3 separate regions of the Homo sapiens genome follow, and regions 1 and 2 are each linked to region 3. Evidence: chromatin loops called from intact Hi-C (ENCODE). Cell type or tissue: IMR-90. All regions are shown on one strand.

Region 1 (8,000 bases), 520 kb after region 3:
ACTGTTTCAGTGTTCAAGCAGTGATTCCCTCCCGAACAGTTAACCGGAAGAGTACAGACAGCCCGGTAGAGTGTATGGGCCAGGAGAAAGGGGAATTCAGAGGTGAGTGGCTCTGCCAGCCATTTGCCTGGGGGTATGGGTGCTGTGGGTGACTTCTGGAGGAGTAGCTCCACCCTCAGGGCTGGGATATACTTCCTTGGTTAAATATTCAGGAAAACAAACTGCCTGGAGGTTTTTTGTTGTTATTTGTTTGTTTTGGTTTTGATTTTGCTTTGGTACAAAAAAGATTTTGGACATTTAGAAATGTTTCTGTGTTGATTGTGCCCTTGTATTAGCAGGTGTTTTCTTGAGCACCTGTCATGTGCTAAGCCCTCTGCTGAGCACTGGATACACAAACTGTGTTTAGGATTTAGCAACAAGTCACAGATTTCCCTGGGCATTTTTTCATGCTTAAATTCTAATTCTGGGGGTGGCTTCTGGACCAGCTGCAGCAGGACACAGTAGACATTCGTGAGTACCCACTGTGGGCTGTTGCCACAGAGGCTGTAGAGTCTAACCCATCAAGGGAAGGGATTGAGTATATCAAATATACCCACATGCATGCATGTGTGTATATGGCGGACACGTGTGTGTACATGCATGTGCATATGTTGGGAGCTCAGGCCCATTGTGCGAGGAACAGTCCCTAACCGGAAGTGCTGTGGGCCTTCAGACTCTTGCAGGAAGCTGCAAGCCTGTGTGTCTCGATCCATGCCTTACAGGGAAAGTATTCTGAGTACTTCCAGTGAAGAAAAGAGTCAGGGGATATAAACGATGGCTTACGCTGGGTGTGGTGGCTCACGCCTGTAGTCCCTGCACTTTGGGAGGCCCAGACAGGCAAATCACTTGAGGTCAGGAGTTTGGGACCAGCCTGGCCAACATGGTAAAAGCCCATCTCTACTCAAAATACAAAAAGTAGCTGGGTGTGGTTGCACGTGTCTGTAGTCCCAGCTACTCAGGAGGTTGAGGCAGGAGAATTGCTTGAACCTGGGAGGCGGAGGCTGAAGTGAGCTGAGATTGGACCACTGTACTCCAGCCTGGGTGACAGAGCGAGATTCCATCTCAAAAAAAAAAAAAAAAGAAACAACGAAAAAAGAAATGATGGCTTAGCTCCATGTGAAGATGATATTTGAACATTTTAAAACACTTTAAATAAACTGTTCTCTCCTGTTTATTGCCACTGACAGGAGAGGTTTCTCTTTACCTCTGGTCCTGCACCCCTCTGAGCCATCCTACCCACAGCCTTCAGTCATTGTCCTAAAGCCTAGCTCTAATTCCACTGCCTCTCCTTTTGTGCACACACACTTCTCTGCTTCCCTGGCCGTTCTCTATCTTGGAGAGGCATTTCAAACGCCACTTCCACCAGAAGGCCTTGCTACTGCACCAACTAGTTACTATCTCTTCTTCACCCAAATCCTGGTAGCACTTTGGATCTCCCACTTTGCACTTAGGGTTCACCTTCCGTTATAATCATTGCCATCAATCTCAGCATCGTTTTTAGGCACTTCTTTCCAGCCATTGTTCTTACCTCCAACTACATATCTTTTCTGGACTGTGCATTATTCAGTTTATTAAATGCCCATTAAATGTGTTTAGCCATTGTCAATTACTCTGAAACGTTCAGGTTTTGACAAATTCTTTCCTAATGTAAGTGTGGTGGAAAGAGTGAAAGAAAGTCAAATTGCACAAAAATAGGATGGTGTAATTTGGGGTTATGCCGTCAATTTTGTCCACTGATAAATGGGATTTGAGCTCTCCAAGTTGACTAGATGCCCTTTATTTTTCAGAAATATTCTACATCATTGGAGCTGTGGTATTTGTGGTCATCATCCTTGTCATCATCCTGGCTATATCTCTACACAAGTGTAGAAAGGCAGGAGTGGGGCAGAGCTGGAAGGAGAACTCCCCACTGAATGTTTCATAAAGGAAGCACTGTTGGAGCTACTGCAAATGCTATATTGCACTGTGACCGAGAACTTTTAAGAGGATAGAATACATGGAAACGCAAATGAGTATTTCGGAGCATGAAGACCCTGGAGTTCAAAAAACTCTTGATATGACCTGTTATTACCATTAGCATTCTGGTTTTGACATCAGCATTAGTCACTTTGAAATGTAACGAATGGTACTACAACCAATTCCAAGTTTTAATTTTTAACACCATGGCACCTTTTGCACATAACATGCTTTAGATTATATATTCCGCACTCAAGGAGTAACCAGGTCGTCCAAGCAAAAACAAATGGGAAAATGTCTTAAAAAATCCTGGGTGGACTTTTGAAAAGCTTTTTTTTTTTTTTTTTTTTTTTTGAGACGGAGTCTTGCTCTGTTGCCCAGGCTGGAGTGCAGTAGCACGATCTCGGCTCACTGCACCCTCCGTCTCTCGGGTTCAAGCAATTGTCTGCCTCAGCCTCCCGAGTAGCTGGGATTACAGGTGCGCACTACCACGCCAAGCTAATTTTTGTATTTTTTAGTAGAGATGGGGTTTCACCATCTTGGCCAGGCTGGTCTTGAATTCCTGACCTCAGGTGATCCACCCACCTTGGCCTCCCAAAGTGCTAGTATTATGGGCGTGAACCACCATGCCCAGCCGAAAAGCTTTTGAGGGGCTGACTTCAATCCATGTAGGAAAGTAAAATGGAAGGAAATTGGGTGCATTTCTAGGACTTTTCTAACATATGTCTATAATATAGTGTTTAGGTTCTTTTTTTTTTCAGGAATACATTTGGAAATTCAAAACAATTGGCAAACTTTGTATTAATGTGTTAAGTGCAGGAGACATTGGTATTCTGGGCACCTTCCTAATATGCTTTACAATCTGCACTTTAACTGACTTAAGTGGCATTAAACATTTGAGAGCTAACTATATTTTTATAAGACTACTATACAAACTACAGAGTTTATGATTTAAGGTACTTAAAGCTTCTATGGTTGACATTGTATATATAATTTTTTAAAAAGGTTTTCTATATGGGGATTTTCTATTTATGTAGGTAATATTGTTCTATTTGTATATATTGAGATAATTTATTTAATATACTTTAAATAAAGGTGACTGGGAATTGTTACTGTTGTACTTATTCTATCTTCCATTTATTATTTATGTACAATTTGGTGTTTGTATTAGCTCTACTACAGTAAATGACTGTAAAATTGTCAGTGGCTTACAACAACGTATCTTTTTCGCTTATAATACATTTTGGTGACTGTAGGCTGACTGCACTTCTTCTCAATGTTTTCTCATTCTAGGATGCAAACCAATGGAGAAGCCCCTAATTAGATCAGGGCAGAGGGAAAAACAAAAAACTGGTAGAAACCGGCAACCACAGCTTCAAGCTTTAAGCCCATCTCCTACACTTCTGCTCTGTAGGTGCCCATTGTCACTTCTGTTCACATGCTACTGTCCCAAGCAAGTGACCAAGCCTGACAATACTTTGTCTACTGGAGTCACTGCAAGGCACATGACGGGGCAGGGATGTCGTCTTACAGGGAAGAGAAAAGATAATGCTCTCTACTGCAGACTTGGAGAGATTTCTTCCCATTGGCAGTAGTTTGACTAATTGGAGATGAGAAAAAAAGAAACATTCTTGGGATGATTGTATTGAAACAAAATTAGGTAAAAGGACAATATAGGATAGGGAGAGATATAAGTGGAATGAGATCTCTAGAGTCCATTAAAAGCAAGCTAGATTGAGAGCTCTTGGAGGGCAGGGACTGGGCCTAGCTCATGGTTTACAGCTCTTGAGGGTGACTGCACAGTGGACTCAGTCAGTCATGGCTGAGTTGAGTTGGCTTTATTATCTCTAGAATGTAGTTCTCCATTCAAATGCAAAACAGCCTTATTCTCTCAACTGTAGTAAAAGAGGATTCTAACTAGAGATGAAAAAGGTTCTTGGCACCTACTGGGCCACAAGACTGCTTTTGCTTCCCACTGTGGAAGGGGGCACTGTTATCTAGGAAAAACATCCAGATGGCACACCTACTCAGAAGTGGTTCCACAAAGAAATTGAGCAAGCATTCAGATGAGCAGCCTCAGCTCACTATCTAGCTGTTAATAAATTTTAAGTCCGTTTTGTTCCTTTGCACCAAAGAAATTGAACAATGTCAATAAAATTCCAAACATGAACTGTTTTATGTAACACCACATCCTAAGGAAGAATGCCTGAAACAAACCTTTGATGTCCTCATAAAAATGATAGCCATTTTGGAGAAATTATGGAAAACAGACCAGTGGTTGGTTTATTTGGTTGGTTTTGTTTATTATTACTTTTTTTTGGCCATCAACACAGAGGCTAGAGAGGTTGAATCTTGCACTGTTGTAGTGTTTTGTTATACAGAGAAAAGGGATGTATTTGCAGCAGAGTCAACAAAAAAGAAACTGGCATGGGGGCACATCCTCAAGGTGCTTCAACCTTTATCTCAAATTCCTGCTCACATGGGGCTACCTGGGACAAAGAGCTTAGTGCATTACATGAGGAGGCAGAACAAGCTACAGCAGAAGGTGCCTAACCAGATATTTCCCTGCCAGGATTAATTATAGCATTATGTAATTTCTTGGCCTCATTATCTAAGGAATTTGAATTATTCCACTAAGGAAAATACTGGCAGATAGAAAACAGGTCTGGGTACTAATGAGGAATCTGGCTGATCACAAGGAAGGGATTCATTATGGACTGGAATGAGGCTGAACTGCAATAATCAGAAAGCTTCCACACAGCAAATGTTAACCACTCCCTACTTTGCCACATCCCTCTGAATTGCTGAGACCTAACAGCCGATACTAAAAATCAGCACTGTGATTGACACTGGGGCAGAAACCATACCAAAGACTGTTGGCTGCAATCCAGAAACTGTTGCCCTCCAGTGGACCAAATTATACTTCATTACTTGACCAGTAATGTACCCCATAGAGCTAATTGTTAGTTAACCAAACTATCATGCATTCTTTGTTTTGTTTTGTGAGACAGTCTGGCTTTGTCTCCAGGCTGGAGTGCAGTGGTGAGATCTCGGCTCACTGCAACCTCTGCCTCCCAGGTTCAAGCGATTCTCGTGCCTCAGCCTTCTGAGTAGCTGGGATTACAGGTGTGAGCCACCATCCCTGGCTAATTTTTGTATTTTTAGTAGAGATAGGGTTTTGCCATGTTGGCAAACTCCTGACTTCAAGTGATCCACCCACCTCGGCCTCCCAAAGTGCTGAGATTATAGGCGTGAGCCACCATGCCCAGCCCTTTCATGCGTTCTAAAGATATTTTTCCAATCTTAAATTATTAACTGAATTTGGCTTACATATAAGAAACTAATACTCATGAAATCCAAAGACATTTTAGCTTAATTTCAGCTGATGGCTTATAATCTAAGGAACTGCCCCTTAAACAATTATCTCTATTCATCAAATGGTGAATAAACTCGTTCCCAAATGCTCTTTTTACCTGTTCTAGGACATGTGTACTTAATTGTGTGATTTTCCTCCAATAGTTGCTTGGAAGGTTTATTACTGTTATGACATCCTCCGACTTTCGTTCAGATACTTAGAATGAATGCTTATGCTCTCCTTTCCCATAGCCCTTGCTTTTCGACTGTGATCTAGGTGATTCCAGCTTTGCCAGTCAGCACATTCCTTCTTCATGGCTGCAAAAATTGGTTTAGAGGTAGGCATGTGACCTAACCAAGACTAAGAGGAGTGTATATCAAGGCTTTTTTCTGGGAATGGCAGGATGCTCTTTCTTGATGAACATAGTGAAGAGACGTAGCCACAAGAGCTGCTGGCAGCAGTCTTGAGACCACAAAGGGAGCCAGCTTTACATGGAGCTGACATATTGGAGAGCAGTGCAGAGCAATTGTAAAAAGTGAAGTCTTTGCTTTTCATTCCTTTGGCAAGACCTTTGAATTTCACATTTGTTTCACATGTGTTTGTAACCACTCTTTGAGACATGTTATAGATGACTGCTTAAAAAAAAAGAAAAAAGAAGTGAAGTCTTTGGTGACAGCACCAAGCTGCTAGATCAAGCCTTGCTCAAAGTCCCAACCCATGGACTTTTCACTGGACATTATCTGACTAATTGTTTAAGCGAGCTGAGTCAGGTTTTCTGTTCCTTGCAGTCAAAAGCACCCTATCATGTTGTATAAGCGCTGACCATCAAATATAAACACAAAGAGAAGGTCCCTAGAATGTGAACTTATAGTGTAAAATAACATTTCATTTTCATGCCTTTTCAATTACTTAATGACACTGCCCCCTAAAATTATCCCCTCATTCCAGCCGTATAAATCTCTCCCGTATTATTTGATCATTCCTAGCAGAAGATAAACATCCTGTATTATTTTCTACCTTATAAAAAACAAGTTTCCTTTGATCCCTGGAATCCCTCATCTGGATTTTCTCCTTAACTTCCTATTCCCTCTTGGACACCATCTTCTTTCCAACTTCTAAATATTGGATTAACTTAGTGCTTGAACTAAGATAATTAGTTCTCATTAGTTCTCCCATTCTCTATCAATAATCACTCTCTAGGTAATATATTCAAGTCCATGGCTCTATCATGCCAGATGCCCATAATATCTAGATGCTGATGACTCCCAAATACGTGTCACAGCCTCCAACCTCTTTTCTGAACTCCAGAGCTGCACTGTTGATCCAAATACTTACACAAACTCTCTCCTTGGATAGCTAACAGGCATCTTAATCTCAACACATGCAAAGAGAATCTTTAATTTCTCCCAAACCCAAAACCTGTTTTTCCCCTAGTCTTTCCCATTTTAAGAAACAGCCACCATTGGCTCAGGCCAAAACTTCTTGGTGTTATCATTGACTTATCTTTCTTCTCCCATGCCACATTCAATCCATCAGCAAAGCCTGCTATCTCTACCTTTAAAATACACCCCAATTCCAAAGGTCACCTCCTCTGCTCTCCCTCTACTTCAAGCCATTCTCCTGTCTCACTGGAAGACTGCAATAGCCTCCTGGCTAGCCTCCTGTTCCCACAGTTACTCCCCTACAGTCTATTTTCCTCGCAACACCTAAGTAACCCTTTTACAAGTAATAAATTATGTTTTAATGGGTATTGTTGTCAACTCTATGCTCATAGGGTTCTATGAGCAATTTTATAATGTGTCAATTTGGCTAATCCGGAACTATGTTTCCCAGAGTTATGGTCCCTGTATGGTTCTAGATTATAGTTAACTGAAAGAGATATTTTCACAAGATTTGGACAGGAGAAGTGAAGTGGCAGCCATTTGGTCATCATGGTTAGAGGTGGCGAGAGACAAATGCAGGGATGCTCCCAGATTCTAGCTTGCCCTGGCTCTCCCTGACTCTGTGACTCTATTTCTAACTCAATTCTCATTCTGCTGACCATTAGGGACCCCAGGCCCCACACTGGATCTAGAGCAATCTTCCACCAGCTCTCCTTCACCAGCTCTCTCTCTCTCAAAGTCCAAGGAGGAAATGACCATATTCTTCTGTGGGGATCCACAAAGTCTTCAAAGATGAGGTGGATGTGAAGGAAGGAATGATCCTTCCTTCTACAGACCCACCGGCTTCCAGAGAAGAGCACCCAATGGATGAGGACCAAAAGGCTGCTCAGTGCAGGCCAGTGCATGCACCAGGAGCCTCCTGTCCAGCCTTTCACCGTTTAGTGCAACTTCCTACTCCAGAGCCACGAGACTTCATGACTTCCCATACACGAGGCCCCATAGTGGTACAAATAGAAGAACAGAGTCCACGGACACAATAGTAGTATTTTTCATTTCTCTAACACGTGGTTTTTTTATTTAGGCTTCCTTTCCACCAGATGATAGAAACCATCCAAAGCAATTTGGTGACTCCCTCTGGGTTACCTACCTTTCCACTGGAGTTGTGTTCAAGTGCACATCCCGCCACCACTGTAACTGCCCTCTAGATCCCTCCACTTCCCCTCTAACCTCTCCCTCCAGCTTGGAAAGTCCTTTTCAAGTCTGAGAGT
Region 2 (8,000 bases), 190 kb after region 3:
GAGGTCAAGAGATCAAGACCATCCTGGCCAACATGGTGAAACCCTGTCTCTACTAAAAATACAAAAATCAGCCGAGTGTGATGGCGCATGCCTTTAGTCCCAGCTACTTGGGAGGCTGAGGCAGAAGAATCGCTCGAACCCAGGAGGCGGAGCTTGCAGTGAGCCAAGATCGCGCCACTGCACTCCAGCCTGGATGACAGAGCAAGACTCCATCTCAAAAAAAAAAAAAAAAAAAAAAGGCTACTCCATAGGCAGAGCAGCCCCTTTTTATCTTTCAAGTCTAAGCAATATGATCTCTTTTCTGTTTGTCTTCTTTCTAAATTTTCTAGCTTAAAGTAAAAAGGTTGGAAATGTGACAGATTTAGGGTGTAATATTTCTTCTCACCACCAAATGAGAATACAGCCCAAATTTTAGCTTACTCTTTTATTCTTGCCAACTTCTTTTAAGGGGCTAGGTCAACATTCCCAAATATCTTTTGAGATATTAACATGAAGCACATAGATAAACCACATAGACAAACCAATAGAAAAAAAACACTGGACCTACCTGTTGAAATAACAAGTAACCACTGCCCCAGCTATAGTCATTTGCTGGCACGCAAGGATGAATTCACTAGTCCAGATGAGGCCAATTAAATGGTACGACCACATGTACCGAATGCCCGAAAGGGGCTTATATTCCACTTGGCCGCCTTCCATAACCTGGGCAGCTCCTAAAGTTTCAAACACAAACATGCTTTACACCAATGTTTTCCTAAGCATGAACCATGGTTCAACAAGCCATGTTTCTTTATGCTTGGCCTTTGGCATTACATAAAACAAATGCCAAAATCAAGTACCCACCATAATTTAAAATATACAAAAATCAAAATCAAAAACACACATTTAACTTCTAAATAACACCAACGGTGATAATTACAGTGACCATTGGTAGGCAATTTCCAAGACACCTGACATATGCTATAATACTCATCCCACTTTGTGGATGTGAAAACTGAGGTTTAGAAGAGGCAAGTAGGCTGGGTGTGGTGGCTCATGCCTGTAATCCCAGCACTTTTGGAGGCTGAGGTGGGCGGATCACCTGAGGTCAGGAGTTCAAGACCAGCCTGATCAACATGGTGAAAGTCCACCTCTACTAAAAATACAAAAATTAGCCAAGCATGGTCGCAGGCACCTGTAGTTCCAGCTATTCGGAAGGCTGAGACAGGAGAATCTCTTGAACCTGGGAGGCGAGGGTAGGAGTGAGCCGAGATCACGCCACTGCACTCCAGCCTGGGTGACAGAGCAAGATTCCAGTCTCCAAAAAAAAAGAAGAAGAAGAAGAGGCAAGTAACTTTTGTAAAGTCTCAGAGCTCAAAATTAGTAGAAGGAGAATATAAACCTAAACACATGGGACTCTAAAAATCCGTAGTTTTCCTACCATATGACTTTGTGATGCAAACCAAACTCAGCACGTTGATGAAACCACACAAAGCTTTTAGTATCACATTATAGAATCCTACTTCACCAAAAATTTAAACTTTATAAAAGAGACAAGGGTCTTTGTTATCTCAAAAGGATCTATTTCAGATTTCATTTCAAGAGCAAACTCTCTTAGCACATTTAAAATATCTACTGGGCCTCAGTGTTAACCTTCCCAGGTTCAGATCCCAGCTTTACCCCTTTGTGGGTAACCCTGGACAAGTTATTTGGCTTCCTGGAGTTTTAGATTCCTTATCTGGAATACCTGGAGGAGTTTTAGATTCCTTATCTAGAATACCTATTTCCTGGTGGTATTTTGAGCACGGAGTGAGAGTACTTGGAAAGTACTTGGTATAGTGCCCAACCCATAGACATATCGCGCCATAAGTGATAATGGTTTATTACTATCATTAAATTTCAGGAGCACAGTACTACTTTCAACTGAGGCCAGCAAGGTCACCGTAACAACTTTTTGCCATTCACGTGGCTATACCCTGCTTTCTTTTCTCTCCTCTAAAGAAGTCCTTGAATTAGCTCTGCTGGTAAATCCACTGGTAAATCCAAATTTACTCTGCTGGTAAATCCACTGGTAAATTCACTGGTAAATCCAAATCCCAGCTTTGTGGCTGCATATGATTTCTAGATCTTTTCCCACTATGGATTTTAAAACAACTACTACTGGGAAGAAGATGCATGCTCTGGTCTTTGGTGAAACCTATAGCTTGAAGAACATTTAGAGATTGTTTCATATTTCCTGCCATAGCTATAAATTGACTTTAGGCTCGTCATTCAGGAGTCCTTAGATATTCACAGTAGGGTCTGTGTGAAGGAAAGGGGAGGATATCCGTGCTGTAGATCAAAAACTGATTCCACTGACTAAGGCTGATCTTAATTCCCAAGCTCTATGTTCTGCTGAACAAGAATTACATTGTAAGAAACAGTGGAACAGCTTGATTTATAGAGAGGTTAATGTTTTATGAATGCTGGGCTCACTTTGGCTTGGAGGCAATCTCTGTTTTGGGTAAGGCATGGATAAATGCCTATGGTTTTCTAAGATGGGGTGATTCAGGGCATGCTTCAGGAAACATTCCCAATTCCAGAGGAGGTGGCCCCTCCCAAACAGAATGCCTGTTAGGTAGATGAGGTCAGTGGACTCTGAGAACCACTCTGGAATATGAGAAGTGCTCTGAGCCAGGGAAGAAGTACCTGCTCCTCCTACAAGGCCCAGCAGTATCAGCGACAGATTATGCTTTTGCAAAACTAGGTTTACAATATCACGAATAGTTTGCGGGCGGAGAATATTTCCACAGAACAGGAAGGATGATTTCTTCAGACAGACAAAGGTAAGTATGTCCTACAGGACCTGGACGCTAATGGGGGCCAGACTCTCCTCTCAGCTGCCCTGTGCTGTCAAGTGCACATATACGCACACCTCCCAACCTGGCACAGTCAGCGGTGGGAGCAGCTGAAGTGATGAGTCAAGATCCGCTTAGACATTATTTGGCATTCCCCCAAAGAATGGCATTTGGCACTCCCCAAAGAAGCAGAACCTGCAAGTTATTTTTGAGTGATCACTATTGTTTCTGAACATCCTTATCAAAGCCATCTTCTATTTGTTCCTGGGGCTGTTTAGGACTTTCCTTTAGGGCAGGGTTTCTCACCGACATTGTGGACCAGATCTTCGCTGGGGCTGGGGCTGGGGCTGGGGCTGTCCTGCGCACTGGAGGGTGTTAGCAACAAGCCTCGCCTCTCTACACAGATGCCAGGAAGCTCTCCCTCCCCTCCCACAGCCACGACAACCCAAAAATGTGTCCACACATTGCCAAATGCCATATCAGGGGCAAAAAGTCACCGGGGGGCGCGGGGGGCTTGAGAACCATTGGTTTAGACAAACGTTCAGGGGCGCTCTGGCTTCAGGGCGAAAGCCGGGAAACAGGTTGGATCTAGCTCGGAGTCTGCGGTTGCAGAGCCTGTGGGTGGGGTAGACGTGCTTAGGCACACATGACTGCCCTCTCCTGGATGGCTGTGTGAATGCAGGCAAGATCCCCTCATCACATGACAGTTGCTTTGTCTCTATGGACTGGGCACTACAGCTACTATCATGGGTAGCTAATGGGTGTTAATGGGAGGTAGACTATGGGTAGATCCCAAGATATGACAGATCTCAGGGGATGGTGGTGGGAAGAGCACTGAATTGTGAGAAGGCTTGGTTCCAGGCTCAGCTTTGAAATGTGTGACAAACAATGTGGGCCACAGCTCTCTGATGGTGAAGAAGAGAGTAGGCAAGATGAACTTGGGACAGTGATTACTGGCTTGGGCTTGAGAGTCACACAGGCTGAGAGTCACATCTCTGCACTGTCCCCTAAGCAACCTCCTGCAAATAGTGGGACTTTTTTTGAAATCTGCTTCATCACTTGAAATCGGAGAATGGTAATACCTACTTCTCACACCCTTGGTGATCTCGTCCTGTCTTGTGGCTTTTAGTGCAATACACATAGCTGTTATGAGTTAAGTATAATAAACAGGTAAGGCTCTTAGAATAGTAAGTGCAATAGGGTCAGCTACAGTGAGTGCCACACAGGGTTAGCTATAAATGAGATATAGGTAGATAGAATTCCAATTCTGAAATTAACTTAAACATTTATTGAGCATCTACTCCATGCTGGTATTATGCTGGACCTCAGCTATTAGGCGGAACAATAAATGAGGCAAAAAAAAAAAAAATCAGAGAGAGGATACCATCTGAGTTACTATCAGAAACTTACATGCTCCCATATTGGTCCATTTGTTTCCCCTTCTTCTGCCCAACTGTTTTATAAATTCCCCCTTCAACCTTCAAGAGCTTCCTTCCCATCCTCACTCTCAGCCCATGATCTTACCTCCTGTTTCACTGAGAAAACTGATGCAATCAGAAAACCTCTGCTAGTGCTGACCACCTCACACCTAACCTGCTATCAACACGGGTCCATAATCTGAGTCCTCTCCCAGAACATGATATTAATAAATGGCCCATGATCCTATGGCCACACTTCACCAGATCCCATTCTTTCTAACCTGTGTGAACATAACTCTTCAATAATTTTCACCCTCTTCATCAAAATCTTTCTCTCTATTGAATCATTCGCAACTATCTCCCATCTTTAAGAAAAATCTACTGTGGACTCTTTCCTCTTCCAGCTTCCTCTCCATTTCTGTTCCTTTTAACAGTGAAATTCCTCAAGATTGTCTATACTTACTCTTTCCAATTCTTTTCCTCCCACTTTCTCTTCACCTACTCCAATCATGATTATTCAGTGGTCAATCCTCAGTTCTTCCTTTAGCGGCAGCACTTGCCACACTGGACCGCGCACATCTCTGTGAAACCCTTCACCTGCATTCCAGGGCCCCACACTCCACCCCTTCTCCTTCGACCCACTGGTCACTCCCTTTCAGTCTTCTCTGTTTGTTCTCCCTCATCTCCCGGGCATCCTGAAGTGCCTCAAAGCACAGTCCTTGGATTTCTTCCCTTCTCTATCTACATTCATTCTAATCTCATGGTTTTAAATACTATTAATATGTTCCCAAGTTCCTAAATGTGAATCCCAGCCAGGACCTCCTCCACTAACTTCAGACTCAGATAGCTAACTGCCTACTTGACATCTCCATCTGGTGGTCTAAAAGACATTTCAATTAAAGCAACTAAAAATTAATTTCTGATCTACCCCTAAAATGCTATACTCAAATTCTTGCCCCATATATCAGTTTATGGCAAAGTTATCTTCCAGTTGCTCAGGCCAAAATCCCTCAGAGTCTTCTCCAACTCCTCTTTCTTTCATGTAACCAGAAAATCCAATTTGCTCTACCTTCAAAATAGATGCAGAATCTAATATGTCATGCCACTTCCAACATTATGACCTATTCCAAGCCACCATCCTCTTCTTACTGAATCACTGCTATTAAAATGTAGTCAGGTCAAGATTTTATTCTGCTTAAAATCCTGTAAAGACTTCTTCCCAATTCAGGTTAGAAGCCAAAGTTCCTACAAAGGCCAGAAAGGCCCCAGGATCTGACTGTGTGCACCCTGACTCCCCTCTGAACCAAGCTCTCCCTCGCCCACTCCACTCTCGCTGAATAGGCTTCCCTTGCTGTGCCCTAGAACTCCAGCCTCTTGCCAGCCTCTGTGCCTGGGATGTTTCCCCTTGCTTTAGATGGTCTTATGGCTCTGCACTCACCTACTTCAAATCTTTCTGCATCATCACCTTCTCAGTGAGGCACCCCTGATCGTCAAATTTAAAATGACACCCTGCCCCCTCATGCATTTCCTATTTGTCCTTTCTGCTTAATTTTTCTCCATGCCACTTATCAACTTTTAAAGTACTATAACATTGACTGACTTACTTTATTTAAAGCCTGTCTCCTTCTACCCTCCAAATTGGAAGAAAAGCTGTATCTCCAGCATTTTTAATAGGGTCTGACACACAGTAAATATTCAATAAATATTTGTTGATTGAATGAATGAATGGATATATCTTCCTCAAGTAATATATTCTATTAAAGAGATTTGGAGACAATTTTCTAGAGATCTTCCTTGAGAGCATCAAAATAATCTGAAAGATATTCATAGTGCAGTTAGCTGTAAGTCTGGATATTATTAGCAAGCTTTAAAGCATTTCAAAAGACTAAGGTGATATAATGATTGTTATAGATGGCAGTTCCTTATGGAAGGCAGTCCAGCTGGTCAGGATAATTCCCCAAGGGAAGCAGGCCTAATTTGGAGGGGTTCTACTTTCCAGCACATTCTGTGCACTTGGCCTTGTCCAGCAAACTGGCCCAAGAGTCCTGCCAGCCCCAGCCTGCTGACATTCATCCTGCCTGTGTCTCCCACTGGCTTCAGCTTCGGCTCTGGCAGCATGAGGATTAGGAAAAAAGAGAGGAAAATCTCATTGACAGGCAGCCTGCAATATATGAGTTCTTCATGTATCCATCTCATTTCACAACCATGACACTGATGTGATGTTATTCCCTGGGTCAGCACCCCTAACTGAATCCATTCAGGTAGGGAACTGAGCTAAGAGACACAGAAAGAAAAAGGCATGGTCCTGGCCCTCACGTGTTCTTCCTCTTGTGGGATGACAATACATCTTGCTTTATTGTTCATAGCATTTATCACTAAGGGATGCATATTTCCTTATTCACTGCCTCTATGCCCACCCAGTAGAATGTCAGGCCTGGAGAGCAGAACTGCTGTCTTGTTCACTGCTGTATCTCAAGTACCCAGGGCATGTAGTGTGACTCCAGGGCTGACAGGGCAGGCATGAGATAAATAGTTGTTGAAAGAATGAAGAATATAAAATATGCAAGGAAAAAAATGGAGGAGAAATATCTAAGTATGGCTGAGAAATTTATAGGAGATTTTCCAAGAATAATAATACTCAAACCAATCTTGAAGAATGACTAGTTTGGGGAAGCAGTTTAGGGGGAGAGTTGGGGTGAGAGTTGGGCAGGGGAGGGGATTCTAGAGGAAGATCCCAGCAGGAGCAAAGGTATGGGGATGTGCATGGAGACTGCTTTCCTTTGCACCTTCCCAAAGGGACCAGGAACTTCTGAAATGCAGGAGCTGTTTCAACTCTCTCCCGTGCAACCTCCCTTTACTCTTTTCCTAGAACAAGACTGGGCCACTAGCAGGCTTTTGCAAAATAACTTCAATTATCTTCTAGATCTCTGAAAACTTAAAAAAAAGACAATTTTCTTCTAAATTGTGTTATTGAATGTGCCAGAGAAAGCAAAGAATAAACTACAGAGCTGAAGGTACTAGATGTTCCTTGGTCAACATTAATTCCTAACATAAAAAATACATATGGTCCCTTATTTGCAAAGCAAAGCTCTTGTCTCATCTCAGCCTCCTAACATCCTTGTGAGGCAACCTTACATCAGTTTTCCATTGCAAAAATGGCAAAAAGGAAGCAGAGGCAGAGCCAGCCTGGGTTCCAGGTCATTTGATGGGAAACCTATGGAAAACTCTCTGTCTGACCCTGCTGCCTCCTTTCCAAGCTCACCCCTTTGTGTATCCCAAGTACACGGTGTATGCTGTGTGCAGTCCTGTGATTAAATCTTCTAACTGCAGCACAGACCTCGCGGGAAGTCCACTCCCTGCCAAAATCCAATATGGTTCTCTTCTATTGTACAGACTCTGGAGCTTCCAGACCACCTTAATGAACACTGGAGGTGACCAGGTCATCTGAGCTCTTTCCAACCTACCAGATTACCAAGGTTACCACAGTTTTCACTTTTTCCTATTGGATTTTAGTAATTACTGTCTTATTGCTGGTACCAGACAAATCCCAATGGACTACTAAATGTCATTGTTGGGTGGTGCAAGATGGGGGCTTGATATGACCTGCTGAAAAAAAATCCCCAAACAAGTCAGAATTTGTCAACTAGTCAAAAGAATGATTAACAGTCATTAGAAAAATAGCCCATCTGGGCAAAAATGATCAACCCAAGTTCACTCCTATTTTTTTTAATGCAGTAAAAAATAGTATTCATTCAACCATCTGACA
Region 3 (8,000 bases):
CTTGCTATGTTGCCCAGGCTGGTCTTGAACTCCTGGTCTCAAGCAATTCTCCTACCTGAGCTTCCCGAAGCTCTGGGATTACAGGCGTGACTCACCATGCCTGGCCTGTTGGTTTCTTAATTTTAAAACTTTGGACAATACAGAAATATGCAAAAAAACAGGCCAGGCACTGTGGCTCACACCTGTAATCCCAGCACTTTGGGAGGCCAAGGCGGGCAGATCAGCTGAGGTCAGGAGTTCAAAACCAGCCTGGCCAACATGGTGAAACCCCGTGTCTACCAAAAATACAAAAATTAGCTGGGCGTGGTGGTGGGCGCCTGTAATCCCAGTTACTTGGGAGGCTGAGGCCAGGAGAATCACTTGAACCAGGAGGCAGAGGTTGCAGTGAGCCGAGATCACGCCACTGCACTCCAACCTGGGTGACAAGAGCGAAACTCCATCTAAAAAAAAATAAATAAATATACAAAGTAAACAGTGAAAGTTTCCTGTCACTATCCCAGTTCCACTCTCTAGAAGTAACCACTGTACCAGTTTGAGTTATATCCTGCCAGTGCTTTTTTTCCCCTTCTGTTACATGTATACATATAACAAAGTATGAATTATATATACACACATACATATAACCCTAGAGACAGTGTTGGGTGTTTTTTGGAAGGAGCAGGTTATGGCTAGTTTATAAATCACATCCTATATATTGTCTGCAACTTTTAAAAAAAATTTAATTCTGTACCTTGATAACTTTCCATGTTGGTTCATACAGGCATGTCGTTATGTTATGTTATGTTATGTTATGTTATGTTATGTTATGTTATGTTATGTTATGTTATGTTTTTTTGTGAGACAGGGTTTCACTCTGTCGCCCAGGCTGGAGTGCAGTGCAGCAATCTCAGGTTGCCCAGGCTGGTCTCGAACTTCTGGGCTCAAGCTATCCACCCACCTCAGCCTCCCAAAGTGTTGAGATTACAGGCGTAAGCCACTGCGCCTAGACTGCTTTTTACTTTAAAATGATTGTAAACTATAGTATTGTTATACCATTTCCTATCATTTTCAGTTTTTCACTAAATGCTGTAGTATTATTTTATTCTGTAAGTTATTTTAAAAAGTACATTTTATACACATTCTGCAAGCACTTTTATAACTTTCCAATTTTACTGCAATAAATATGGGAAATAAAGAAGCCCAAATTAAATAACTTGCTGACATTAAAGGGCTTGTCAACCCTTGCCCACTCTAGCATTCTGCTAGATCAGCAGTCCTCAACCTTTTTGGCACCAGGGACCAGGTTCATGGAAGACGGTTTTTCCACAGATGGTGGAGGATGGTTTCAGGATGAAACTGTTTCACCTCAGATCATCAGGCGTTAGTTAGATTCTCTTAAGGAGTGCACAGCCTAGATCCCTTGCATGCACAGTTCACAATAGGGTTCGCACTTCTAAGAGAATCTGATGCTGCTGCTGATCTGATAGGAGGCAGAGCTCAGGTGGTAATGCTGGCTCACCTGCCACTCACCTGCTGCCGTGCAGCCCGGTTCCTAACAGGCCACAGACTGCTACTGATTCACAGCCTGATGGTTGGAGACTCCTGTGCTAGATTGTTGATTGAATTCCTATTCTGAAGTACACCTAGAAGTTAGGAGTATAAATATATGGTGTAGAAACCAGTGTAATAGATATTCCAAACTATTTTTGTTGTGGCCACTATGCCCTCTATTCATATTTTTCAATAATTTACTCAAGCCAGCAATACTGAGTATACTGAGTATATACTAATAGAATTAGTATAATAATATAATACTAATTAGTATAATAATATAATACTAATTCTATTAGTATACTATTCTATTAGTATACTAATTATTAGTATACTATTCTATTAGTATACTAATTATTAGTATACCATTCTATTAGTATATTAATTCTATTACTATGCCATTCTATTAGTATACTAATTCTATTAGTATGCCATTCTATTAGTATATTAATTCTATTAGTATGCCATTCTATTAGTATACTAATTCTATTAGTATGCCATTCTATTAGTATATAGTATGCTAATTCTATTAGTATATAGTATGCTAATTCTATTAGTATATAGTATGCTAATTCTATTAGTATATAGTATGCTAATTCTATTAGTATACCATTCTGTTAGTATACTATTATACTAATTCTATTAATATACTAATACAGTATGCTAATACTATACAATTAGTATACTAATACAATGTATACATTGCAGTACATTTGCAATGTATATGCAAACTCTACACATACTACTGATTTGGACTCTAGTCTTCTTTAAATCACATTGATATCCCTGGCTGTCCACATTTAGCTTCCTAAAACACTGCTTTGCACAAATAACCTATTATTCCAACATTGTCAATGGTTTCCTTAAAATGAAAAAGTATACTTGGAGCCAAAAGCCAATGTCCATTACATTCTTTCTCTCTAAAATCAGAACCAAAAGAAGAGTATCTGCCATTAGTCATACTGTGTTTTGTTTTGGCCCTCCACCTAAGTCGAAATAAGAGGTATAAACATTGAAAAAGAAGAAATAAAGTAATATATGCTATAAATAATTATATCTAGAAACAAAATCAACAAAAGACTATCAAGTAATACAAGTTCAGAAAAGTATCAGATTCAAGCCAAATATGCAAAACTCAATCACTTCCTTATATGCTAGCTTTAACTGTTAGAAAAATAATGAAGAAAGAGACCTAAAATATTAAACACTGGGAAAGGAGCTTGAATAAAAGGAAATGATCAATATGGGCCCAATAGTGAAATCTTATTGAGACATTAAATATGGTAAAAATAAATACAGAAGCATGTTCCTGATGTTTAAAAACTTAACAAAGATTTTCAGTTTTCCCAAATTTATAATGCAGTAGGTGTCAGAATCCTAATGCTTTTTTTAAAAAAAAAATACTTTGTTTATTCAGCAATAAATATTTGCTTTCCATTTGCCAGGCAATATTATAGATAGTTGGGATACACAAGTGAACAAAAAACACAAAAAAATGTCTGCCATCATGGAGCTCACTCCACTTGACCTGGATGAGAAGACAGTAATACCAGACATAGTGAAGAAGAAAATAGTAAAGTCTGTTAGAAGGTGATCAGTGCTGTGGGGGCAGATTGCACAGGGATGGGGAACTGGGAATTTTGATGGGGTGGAAAAGTTGTGATTGCTCTTAGGACCTTGAAGGCGATGGGGACTCCTGAGAGAAGAGTGTTTCAAGCAGAGGGAAAAGTCTCTGGAAAAGCCATAGAGAGGAATATTCCTGGATGTTGGTGCAATAGCAGGTAATCCTGGTCCCTGGAGGAGAGTGAGTGGAAGGAGAGACACTGAAGAGGAGATGGGAGGAGTGGGCAAAGACCAGATAATTTAGGACCTTGTAAGCCCTTTTAAAAACTTCCTCTCTTAATCTGAGGAAAATAGAGACCTGTTGGAAAGTTTTGCTTGGAGGAGTGACACAATCATACTGTTTTACACAGGTCACTCGTGTGGCTGTGTTACAAATACACCAAAAGCAAAACCAAGGAAATCAGTTAGGAGGTTGTTGCAGAAATCCCAGCAAGAGATAATGTGGCTTGCATCAGGAGGGCCAGGAGTAAGGGAAAATAGTTGGATTCTGGATGTTTTTGAAAGTGGAGTTAACAGAATTTCATGGCAGAAAACAGAGGAATCAAACATGACTACAAAGCTGTTCTGAGCAATTGTAAGAATGGGATTGCCATCACCAACCCTGGGATGTCTGAAAGGGGAGCATCCCGATCTCCAAGGGTCTTTAAAGTGTTGCCTAGAGGAACCTGGAAACTCCCTGGGATTTAGAGGGACTTCCCAGAACCACTTTGCACAGATTCAAAACCGTTTCCTAAACTCTACACACTTGTGCACTCTCTCTCCCTCCTTCCCTGTCTCCCTTCCTCCCTCATTCCCTTCTCCCTCTCCCCTCCTTCTCTCTCTTCTTCCTCTCCTCTCTCTTCAACCCTCTCTTTCTCTCTCCTCTCTCCCCCTCCTCGCTCCTTCTCCTTTCCTTCTACTTCTTTTCCTTCTCCTCTCTACCTTCCTCTTTCCTCTCCTTCCCCTAAAAGGTCCTTGAAGCTTCAGAAATGGACCAGGCGGGCCCCTCCAAGTGTTGAAGGACTTATATTTTCTTTCCTCTGCAATGTCACTCCCTCATCCTGCCACCAGGTGGCAGTGCACTGCTGATCATTTAGCCGCTGACCTGCACTAGTTCTCAGTAGAGGCGGTAGAGAGCTGAACATAGAGCCTGCAGTCGGCCTTTTAATGCCTCATTCTTTAATGTGAAGTAGGGCTTCTCATCCTCGTCACTATTGACATTTTGGGACAGACAAATCTTCATTGTAGGGGAATGTCCTGTGTGTTACAGGATGTTAGCAGCATCCCTGGCCTTTATCCACCAGATGCCAAGAGTGCTCCCCCAACCCCCACCACCAGTTATGGCAACCCAAAATGTCTCCAGACCTTATAACGTGTGTATGGGGGGCCTCCCCTCCCATCGCCCTTGAGAATCAGTAGTTGAATCAACATCTACAGAATATCAGACATTTGAGGAAAGCCTCTAAAGAGAAAACTAACGAAAGGAACTAGAGAAAAGGGCATTTCAGTGGCAGTGGGGAGTTTAAACGAAAACAATTATGTTCGAAGAAATGAGAGGGCATTATTTCATTAAAACAAGAATGAGACCTATTTTTTAAAAAACTAAGAACAAAAAAAACCCCTTGGCTATTAAAATTTTGATTTCAGCAATAAAAATTCAATGAAAGATTGGAAGATCACATTGAAGAACTCAAGAAAAAGATTAAAAGCATAAGGAAAACGTAAAAAACAGTAGAGAAAGGCAAGAAAATTAGACAACCAAACTGGATGTTGCAAGTCCATTATTCAGAAGGAACAAGGAAATGGGAAAAGTTCAAAATGAAACAAAATTATGACCCAGGGAAATTTCCAAAACAGAAGGACCCGACTTTTAAAATAAAAGGACTATCCTGAGTCCAGTGAAAGTGTAGTCACAAGACACGTCATGTACAGTTTCAGAACTAACGATGAAGAGAAGATACTAAAAACTTCCAGAAAGAACAAGAAAAGGAATCACATTTGAGGTTTCAGAAGTACAGTGGAGCAGTGTCTCAAATGGATTCCTCATGTACCCTCCCACAGAGGGTGTGCCCCACCAAAACAAGGGGCACCCAAAAGGGAGACTCAGTTCCAGGGATCTGGGCCTCAGTCCAGGAGAGAAGGGAAGGGAATTCTCAGGACAGCAGTGAAGGGAGTTCCAGTGTGAAGACTTCATAGGTGGTCCTAGAGAACAAACAGTTGGGAACAGAGCAAAGTGACAGAGAACTCCAGAAGACATGGTGCCAAGAAAGTAACAGGAATGATAAATAACGCGAAGAGTCTGACGAAACTGAGAAGACCAGAAGAACTTTCAAACTGTGTGTATGTGTGTGTGTGTGTGTGTGTGTATGTTTAAATCAAAGATAAGCAAAGGACAATGAGTGCTTTGAATGCAGAGGAGGGAGAGATCTCTGTGAGATAGAGTGTTGGGGTGGGGGCTTCTTCAAAAGAGTAGGGAGATATTGGTTGATTTTTGGTTTTGTCTTTGAATATTTTTCTGTATTTTCTAAAGTTACAATTAGAAAACAGCTATTTTTTAGAAACAAAACTAAGAAGAGATACAAGCCCCAGTGGGAGTAAAAACCTACTAATATGAAATATTTATTTTTTTATAAATATCTAAATAAATATTTTCTACAGAAATAATCCAAACACATACCACAAGCACCAATATTTTGAGGCTCATATCCTTTTATTTTGGAAGTACAAAAGTTTTGCTGCTAGTGTAATAAATAGGGATTCTTTTGGTTTGCATTCTTTTTTTGGTTTTGCATTTTCTGTTTATATAAGAATCAGTGGCAGTTTGGTGGTTGCAGGATTTATCAACCAGCTCTTCTAAAATTAACATGACATTCTTCCACTGAACACCACCTACTGTTTTCCACAAGGTGGGGTGCTAACTTCGCACAGTGGACTGAGACTGTGTACAGCTTGCTGAGATGTCTACATTGAGTGTATTTGTTGTTACTTTCCACAGTTCCTAAGCAGTTCTTTTTTCCCTTTCTTTTTTTTTCTTTCTTTCTTTTTTTTTTTTTTTAAAGAGACGGGGTCTCACTGTCTGCCCAGGCTGGGGTGCAGTGGTGCAATCATAGCTCACTGCATCTTTGAATTCCTGGGCTCAAGCAGTCCTGCCTCAGCCTCCCAAGTAACTGGAACTACAGGTAAGGCCCATCACACCCAGCTAATTTTTTAATTTTTGTTTTTGTAAAGATGGGGTCTTGCTGTGTTGCCTACGCTAGTCTCCTTCTGCCTTGGCCTCCCAATCAGTTCTGAAAGAAATGTTTGTAACTGTATAGTTTAAACTGTGGGGTTTTATTTAAGTTTGTCAACTGTAATGTATATTACAACTGGTGGCTTAACATAGTTATGGTTTTGAGTGTGTATAATGTATATGTGCACTTTTCCTCATTCATATGGACCTTAACTTACTGAATTATAGGTAAAGGTAAAAAAAAATCTCTAATTTGAAAGGAGGCCGGTCTAAATGAGCAAAATATTTGAATAAGAAAATATTTGTAATTTACTGCAAATAGAGATTCTGATGTGGCCATTTCAGTGAATAGATTCTTATTTTTGAAATAGTATATCAGGTAGATATATACATGCTTTTAAAGTATTTTAAACAGCTTAATCTCTTAAATTCCTCCCCAAATCTCAATTATTCCTTCCTCTATCTCTAGACCTAAAGCCAGTCAGGTTAAACTTTCTTTAAATCATGTTCTGAACAGATGAAATTAAAATAGCTGTGAATAACATAGTGCCGTTATTTCAACCTTGTGGTAATTTAACCAATTTCCCAGTGCCAGTTAAATTTGTATTGTATGGGATTCTTACAACATGAAGAGCAGTAACATTTTATAATATAGTACTGTTGTTTCTCCATTTCAAAGCAAATTTATGGCATTCTAATCACCAATGTTTGGTTTTAAAAACATAAATAGCACAATTAAAAAAAAAATCTATACCTTTGAGTACAAACATACAATTTATTTTGTGCTGTTATAAAATCAGGACATGGCCTGTTTTGGAATTCCCTACGTCCTTCCTTTTGTACAAATGGAGGCTGTTAGATCCTTCCAGCCTTTAGGCCCAAGGAAATAATTCTGGTAGTTGCAGTCACACCACGGACAGCATAATTCTAAGCTCTGCATGTGGCCAGGCTGTGACTAGAGATGTACTTACAGTTTTAGTCAGGTTTGACCAAGCAGGTGAGCATGGCAAGGAAGTAAAAGGGAAACAATGGGTGCCGAGGGATACTCCCTTGTCCTTCAAATACCTGGTAGATGCTCACTTTATGGTGCTTATGAAATGTCATGAAGCAACATATGAGTAAGGGAGCTGTGGGTCCTGCTAATAACCAGCTCTGTCACCTTGTGTGAATCAACCCCTCTGGGCCTTAGTCTTCTACTGTGAAATAAGGAGGCCTGGCTGAGATTAGGAATCTTATTTATTTATTTATTTATTTATTTATTTATTTATTTTGAGACAGGGTCTCACTCTGTCACCCAGGCTGGAGTGCAGTGGTTCAATCTTGGCTCACTACAACCTCTTCCTCCCAGGCTTAAGCTATCCACCCACCTCAACCTCCCCAGTAGTTGGGACCACAGGTGCGAGCCACCACACCTGGCTAATATTGTATTTTTTGTAGAGATAGGGTTTTGCCGTGTTGCCCAGCCTGGTCTTGAACTCCTGAGGTCAAGTGATCCGCCCACCTCGGCCTCCCAAAGTGTTGAGATTACAGGCGTGAGTCACTGCACCCGGCAGAGATCTCACACCTGGCTTTCAAGTCTGACTTGTCAACGTCAAGCGAGGCTTCTGCTCCAGGCTGTGTTTCTCCAGGGCCTGTCAGC

Evidence for each region. Hi-C counts contacts between places; a loop is a spot of excess contacts. Peaks named below come from ENCODE experiments on the same cell type or tissue, not always from the same donor. Only the 100,000 strongest peaks of a DNase experiment are listed, where the experiment ranks them.
Region 1: it touches region 3 in a loop (6-fold over the local background); 37 of 110 quality-filtered maps call a loop at or near these places.
Region 2: it touches region 3 in a loop (9-fold over the local background); 106 of 110 quality-filtered maps call a loop at or near these places.

What each region holds. Positions count from the first base shown.
Region 1 is chr1:94,524,423-94,532,422 of GRCh38, reverse strand. F3 (coagulation factor III, tissue factor) reads left to right here. Exons shown (of 6, transcript NM_001993.5): 5 at 1-102; 6 at 1,827-3,250. The coding sequence ends at 1,963. Among named protein-coding and RNA genes, the nearest start is that of F3, 13 kb to the left of the region's middle. In IMR-90, a CTCF peak has its summit at 4,901 (motif pointing left); DNase peaks (open chromatin) are centred at 4,762 and 6,112; H3K27ac peaks cover 152 bases.
Region 2 is chr1:94,850,048-94,858,047 of GRCh38, reverse strand. It overlaps SLC44A3 (solute carrier family 44 member 3), which reads right to left. Exons shown (of 15, transcript NM_001114106.3): 10 at 548-713. Among named protein-coding and RNA genes, the nearest start is that of SLC44A3, 34 kb to the right of the region's middle. In IMR-90, CTCF peaks have their summits at 3,474 (motif pointing left) and 5,108 (motif pointing left); DNase peaks (open chromatin) are centred at 2,947 and 3,447; H3K4me3 peaks cover 621 bases; H3K27ac peaks cover 188 bases.
Region 3 is chr1:95,039,804-95,047,803 of GRCh38, reverse strand. The region is part of intron 2 of ALG14 (ALG14 UDP-N-acetylglucosaminyltransferase subunit); the gene reads left to right. Among named protein-coding and RNA genes, the nearest start is that of ALG14-AS1, 18 kb to the left of the region's middle. RefSeq lists enhancers at 3,419-4,027, 4,028-4,636. In IMR-90, CTCF peaks have their summits at 4,218 (motif pointing right) and 6,035; DNase peaks (open chromatin) are centred at 4,233 and 6,053; H3K27ac peaks cover 205 bases.